Regions from separate parts of the Homo sapiens genome. Here region 2 is linked to region 1. The links are chromatin contacts, found by Hi-C or POLR2A ChIA-PET in ENCODE. All regions are on one chromosome and are shown on one strand. The core of a region is the stretch at or near the end of the contact, and the rest is flanking DNA. Distances in the headings are between cores, read along the strand shown. Region 1 holds the start of CBFB (core-binding factor subunit beta). Region 2 holds the start of AARS1 (alanyl-tRNA synthetase 1).

What was found. A loop is a pair of places that touch in the nucleus more often than their neighbours do. ChIA-PET counts read pairs that join two places held with the same protein, here RNA polymerase II (POLR2A). Pooled maps may share reads with other maps.
Region 2: a loop to region 1 is called in a pooled map, with 5 times the contacts of the local background. The contact joins the promoter of AARS1 here to the promoter of CBFB in region 1. A Hi-C loop is called at or near these places in 1 of 50 pooled maps. POLR2A ChIA-PET finds 5 or more read pairs at or near these places in 2 of 52 experiments (activated CD4-positive, alpha-beta T cell and activated naive CD4-positive, alpha-beta T cell).

What each region holds. Positions count from the first base shown.
Region 1 is chr16:67,027,592-67,030,557 of GRCh38, reverse strand. It overlaps CBFB (core-binding factor subunit beta), which reads right to left and starts at 1,409. Exons shown (of 6, transcript NM_022845.3): 1 at 1,073-1,409; 2 at 745-831. The coding sequence starts at 1,150. RefSeq lists silencers at 627-676, 927-1,166, 1,257-1,446 and an enhancer at 2,007-2,146.
Region 2 is chr16:70,288,004-70,290,969 of GRCh38, reverse strand. It overlaps AARS1 (alanyl-tRNA synthetase 1), which reads left to right and starts at 1,464. Exons shown (of 21, transcript NM_001605.3): 1 at 1,464-1,549. It also overlaps a transcript of DDX19B not described here. RefSeq lists a silencer at 2,119-2,248.

The sequences.
Region 1 (2,966 bases), core at 160-2,659:
GCACCTCCAACAAGGCAAACCAAAAAGATGAGAGGAACTAGGACCCTTGGATTTTTTTTTTCAACCCAAGGTCTGGTGAAGACGCACTAAATCTGCCTCCTAAAACAAGGACCTCGAGATCAACCGTGGGTTTTGCCCATCTGTGCAGTTTTTAGGAACAGCAGCCCTACTCAGGACATGGGGATAATGGTTTCTTTCTGATTCTCCTGAAGCTTAACATTCTAAGAAAATGACATTTTTAGGGCCTTTTCCCCCCCCTCCCCTCTCTATTAGAATAAATAACTGGAGGAAAGATTTCTACTCGGCGATCTGGTAGTGAGACCGCTTGACACAGAGAATTACCGACAGATCTACCTTCTAAGAAACAAACTATCGCCGACCTTGAATGAAGCTCCACTTCTTTTTCCGAATGGGGGTTTGCTTGCTACAAATACCCTGAACCCTTCTTCGGTGTCGCCGCCTAAACAATGCCCTTCGCTTGTTTAGTCTGGCTCGGGTTCGAGCTCCACTCGCGGTGCTCCGTTGGCCGACACGCGCCACCGCGGCGAGCCCCAGGAAAAGCGTCTCCCCGCGAGTACCGGCCCGCGGCATCTGGTTTCGCATTTTGAATCCCGAGTAGGAAGTGAGACGGCGCCCACTCAGTTCCGGGAGCCGCAGCAGCCGCGCCGCCGTCCGGAACCGGCCTGGGCCGCCGCGGCCCCGCGCAACAAGTGACCCGCGCGCGCCCCGGGCCAGCCGACTTACGATTTCCGAGCGGCCGTCGCGGCAGGCGTTCTGGAAGCGTGCCTGGCGTTCCTCGTGGGGCCGGTCCCTGAAGCCCGTGTACTTAATCTGCAAGGCAAGACGGCCCGAAATCAGGAGCCAAATCCGCGGCGCCGCCCGCGCGCCCGCCCTCCCAGCGCAGCGCCGATAAGGGCAAGCAGAGGCTGCGGGCGATGGCCGCCCCGGCGAGATTGCCCCTCCGCGGGCGCACCGACCGGGACTCCCGGGGACCGTGCCGCCCAAACTTTTCTCCGCCCGGGCCCACTCGGGGCGCGCTGCGGCCTCCTAGCCGCCCGCCCGCCTGCCTCACCTCACACTCGCGGCTCAGCTTCCTAAAAAACTCCTCGTTCTCGAACTTGCTTCTCTGGTCGGGCACGACGCGCGGCATCTTCCCGCCCTGAGGCCGCGCCGGCCGGCCGCGCTCGGGGCTTGCGCGGGCACCCGCTGGCTGGCTCCGCGCTGACCGACTGACCGCCCACCCGCGGCGCCCGGACGCCCGCTTCCCTTTGTTTCAGGCGCCCGCCCGCGTGGGCTCCCGTTCCGGGGAGTCTGAGGCGCCGCCGCCCGCTCGAGCCCAACCCACGCCGCCGCCGCCGCCGCCGCCGCCTCAGCCGTTGCCTGCCGCCCGCGCAGCCCCAGCGCTCACCGCCCCCGGCCGCCGCCGCCGCCGCCGCCGCCACTTCCTCTCACCGCCCACCCCGCCCCCGCCGGCCCCACCCCTCCTCCTCGCGCGCCCGCCCGCCTCCAACTCCGGCAAACAAGACGCACCATTCACAACTCCGCGGCCCACGCCGCGCATGCGCCACCCGCCCGCTGGCGGAGCGGCCTGGCTGTGGCGCCCCGGGGCTCCTTCCGCATCAGGGCCCTTTTCCCCCTGCTCGCCCGCGGCCACTCGGCGTGGAGCTGTCGTTGGGGGATCCGCCTGGCCTTTAGCAGACGGGAGTAGCCAGCGCAGGCCTTTTCTACCGCCCTTCCTCGGTCATCTGGAACTTCTGGGTTCCCCAGGTGCGCGGAGTAACCCCAGATTGTCACTTGAACGCGAGGAAACCTAAGTCCTTGGGGACTTTTCGTCCCTAAACCGACCGGCAGGGGTGTAGGCTCTGCACGTTGAAGACTGAGGTGGAAACGGACCAAAGAATCCAACCGAGTCATGGTGGAAAGGTCGTGGCTTTTGGAGTCAGATGGGTCTTAGATGGGATCCCACTCAGCTACACTACCTGCTGGCTGGGGCCTTAGATAAGAATTGGACCACTAAACCTCAGTTTCCTTATTTCCAAAATGCAGACACTCCTAGGTTTGCAGTGTTAGCGTGAGAACCTTTATGTGGGTCTAGCACACAGTGGGAGCCCAATAAATTTAAGTTTCTAAAGAAGAACAAGCTGAGTTAAGAATGTAACCGATTGCCAGTCCATATACTTACTCAATGTGCAATCAGCTGCAAAAAATAAGATCCATAAATTCTAGGGAAGTTGTTTAGCCCAAACTGGAGAAAGTCTGACATGGGATTTATGGCAGAGTTTGATTCAAAGTTAGTCCTGTGGCCGGGCACTGTAGCTCATACCCGTAATCCCAGCCCTCTTTTTTTTTTTTTTTTTTTTTTTTTTTTAAACAGAGCCTCGCTCTGTCGCCCAGGCTGGAGTGCAATGGCGCGATCTCGGCTCACTGCAACCTCCGCCTCCTGGGTTCAAGTGATTCTTCTGCCTCTGTCTCCCGAGTATTTGGAATTACAGGCACCCACCACCACGCCCAGCTAATTTTTTTGTATTTTTAGTAGAGACGGGGTTTCGCCATGTTGGTCAGGCTGGTCTCGAACTCCTGACCTCAGGTGATCTGCCCGCCTCGGCCTCCCAAAGTACTGGGATTACAGGCATGAGCCACTGCGCCTGGCCTAATCCCAGCACTTTGGGAGGCCGAGGCAGGCTGATCACCTGAGATCAGGAGCTCGAGGCCGGTCTGGTCAACATGGCAAAACCCCATCTCTACTAAAGTACAAAAATTAGCGGGGTGTGGTGGCACACGCCTGTAGTCTCAGCTACTCGGGAGGCTGAGGCAGGAGAATCGCTTGAACCTGGGAGGCGGAGGTTGTAGTGAGCCAAGACGGTGCCACTGCACTGCAGCCTGGGCCACAGAGCAAGACTCCGTCTCAAACAGCTACTCGGAAGCTGAGGCAGGAGAATTGGTTGAACCTGGGAGGCAGAGGTTGC
Region 2 (2,966 bases), core at 215-2,714, 3.3 Mb before region 1:
TGACCAGCAGCACAATTTATTACCCGTGTATTTGGATATATCAGATGATGGAGGTAATAGTGCAGTGGTTAAGAGCATGGGCTTTGGAGTTAAATAGACACAGGTTTGGATCCTGTCTCCACAACTTACTATTGGGTGTGAACTTGTGCAAGGTAATTTCCTCATTTGTAAAAAGGGGACTCCAGCTGACCTCATACACAGTTTAAAAATCAAATGAAATAAGCATGTGAAATGTTTGATGCAATGCCTCACGTATAAATACATACATATTTTTCAGACAGGGCCTCGCTCTGTCGCCCAAGGAATGCAGTGTCACGATCAGGGCTCACTGCAGCCTCAACTTCCTAGGCTCAAGTGATCCTCCCACTTCAACCTCCCAAGTAGCTGGGACTACAAGCATGCGCCACTATGCCTGGCTAATTTTTATTTTTTATTTTTTTTTTTGAGACGGAGTCTTGCTCCGTAGCCAGGCTGGAGTGCAGTGGCGCCATCTCGGCTCACCGCAACTTCCGCCTCCCGAGGTCAAGGGATTCCCTTGCCTCAGCCTCCCGAGTGGCTGGGACTACAGATGCGCGCCCGGCTAATTTTGTGTTTTTAGTAGAGACGGGGTTTCACCATGTTGGCCAGGATGCTCTCGGTCTCCTGACCTCGTCATCCGTTGGCCTCAGCCTCCCAAAGTGCTAGGATTACAGGTGTGGGCCACCGCGCCCGGCCTTTTAAAAAATTTTTCGTAGAGACAGGGTCTAGTTATGTTGACCAGGCTGGTCTCCAACTCCTGGGTTCAGGTGATCTTCCCACCTTGGCCTCCCAAAGTGTTGCAATTATAGGCGTGAGCCACCGCACCTGGCATGTATATATGTATATGTATATATATATATTCACCCTCCTCCCCCAGGCCTATAAATATTAACTTTTTTTTTTCCAAAGGCAAATCGAGGACCAGATGCTGATCCAATCGTACCTGAACTACTGATGTTATTTCTTCCACACCAAATTCAAGGTCTCCCCCGGACAAGTGTAACCATGGGCACAATGTCAGACTCTTTGAGGGCTGTGTATCACTCAGCAACTAAAATAAACAACTATAGCAAGATATGTAACCTCTACCAAACACGTTACCGTCTCCCCTTTTTAACTATGTCAATTGTGGTGTTAGGACTTTGCCTATGGAAACCAAAATGTCGACCTCCGGGAGCCGGGGGCGGGGGGGGGCGGGGGGGGCGGGGGGGGGTCTAACTCGATCATGTGACGCACCCCATCCCACCTTTTCTCGCAGTTGCATCAGCCAAGTTAGAGCCGCCTTCCCAGGAATCCACTAATGAACGGATTCGTCCTCAGTTTGACTGGCATGTTGGTTGACCAATAATATCTCATGAGGTAAGGCGCGGCGGGGCACTTTCCGTCGGCGCGCTCTGATTGGACGGAGCGTGGCGGGTTGTGGTAGGTCGTGGTCTGAGGCCGGTACAGCTGCGCGTCTGCGGGAATAGGTGCAGCGGGCCCTTGGCGGGGGACTCTGAGGGAGGAGCTGGGGACGGCGACCCTAGGAGAGGTAGGCCGCCCTCGGAGAGCTCTGCGGTGCTAGGAGAGCGGCTGGGCCCGCAGACTGGGGGGAAAGCTCCGCAGCCGCAGTGGGCCCCAGGATCAGGCCCCGCGTGGCCTGGAGAAGCCCAGTCTGGGCTGGAGCGGGAGCTGGACAGTGTGGCCTTGCGTTCGCCCCCGGGAGCGCTGCGAGTGTCGCGGCCTCGGGTGGATTTGCTGAGCACCAATACCTCACGGTTGCCAACCTGGGGTTTTAGCTCCCTTGGTTTTAATCCCCTAGGGGCGGGTGGGGGCACGGGAGGAAGGATGGGCCAGCTGGGTGCAATCCTGCTGTAAGCCAGCCATTCCTTGATTTCTTAAAATTAACTAAACAGCTGATGCCGGTCCAGGCGCACCGAGACCGTCATCTTAAGCTGTTCTGTAAAACAGTTTGTATTTCTCGGTGTGCTTTGAAGCATGTGAGTTAATTCCGAACTTGGTGTTAAAGGATTAGTATACCTGATCACGAAATACGTATTTAGCAGCCACTGTACTAGATGCTGAGGATGTGCTGTAATAGCCCAGGGCCAGGCGCGGAGGCTCACGCCTGTAATCCCAGCGCTTTGGGAGGTCGAGGCGGGCGGATCACCTGAGGTCAGGGGTTCGAGACTAGCCTGGCCAACATGGTGAAACCCCGTCTTTACTAAAAATACAAAAATTAGCCGAGCGTGGCGGCGCGCGCCTGTACTCTCAGCCACTCCGGAGGCTGAGGCATGAGAATCGCTTGAACCCGGCAGGCGGAGGTTGCAGTGAGCTGAGATCACACCATTGCACTCCAGCCTGGGTGACAGAGGGAGACTCCGTTTCAAAAAAAAAAAAAAAAAAAGAGCCCAGAACAGTCGTTGCTGCTGGGATGGAACTGACAGCCTGATGGGGGAGGCGCACATTAAACAATCCATGAAGCGCGTATGGAAATTATGAAGGGAAACACTTGAGGCTGTGAGACAGTAAAAGAGGGGGAGCCTTATCAAGAAGGGGAAGGCGGCCGGGCGCGGTGGCTCACGCCTGTAATCCCAGCACTTGGGGAGGCCGAGGTGGGCAGATCACGAGGTCAGGAGATTGAGACCATCCTGGCTAACACGGTGAAACCCCATCTCTACCAAATATACAAAAATAGCCGGGCGTGGTGACTGGCGCCCGTAGTCCCAGTAGTCCCAGCTACTCGGGAGGCTGAGGCAGGAGAATGGCGTGAACCCGGGAGGCGGAGCTTGCAGTGAGCTGAGATCGCGCCACTGCACTCCAGCCTGCGCAACAGAGCGAGACTCCGTCTCAAAAAAAAAAAAAAAAAAAAAAGAAGAAGGGGAAGGCTGTCTTAAATAAGTGTCTTGGCCGGGCGCGGTAGCTCACCCCTGTAATCCCAGCACTTTGGGAGGCCGAGGCGGGCAGAT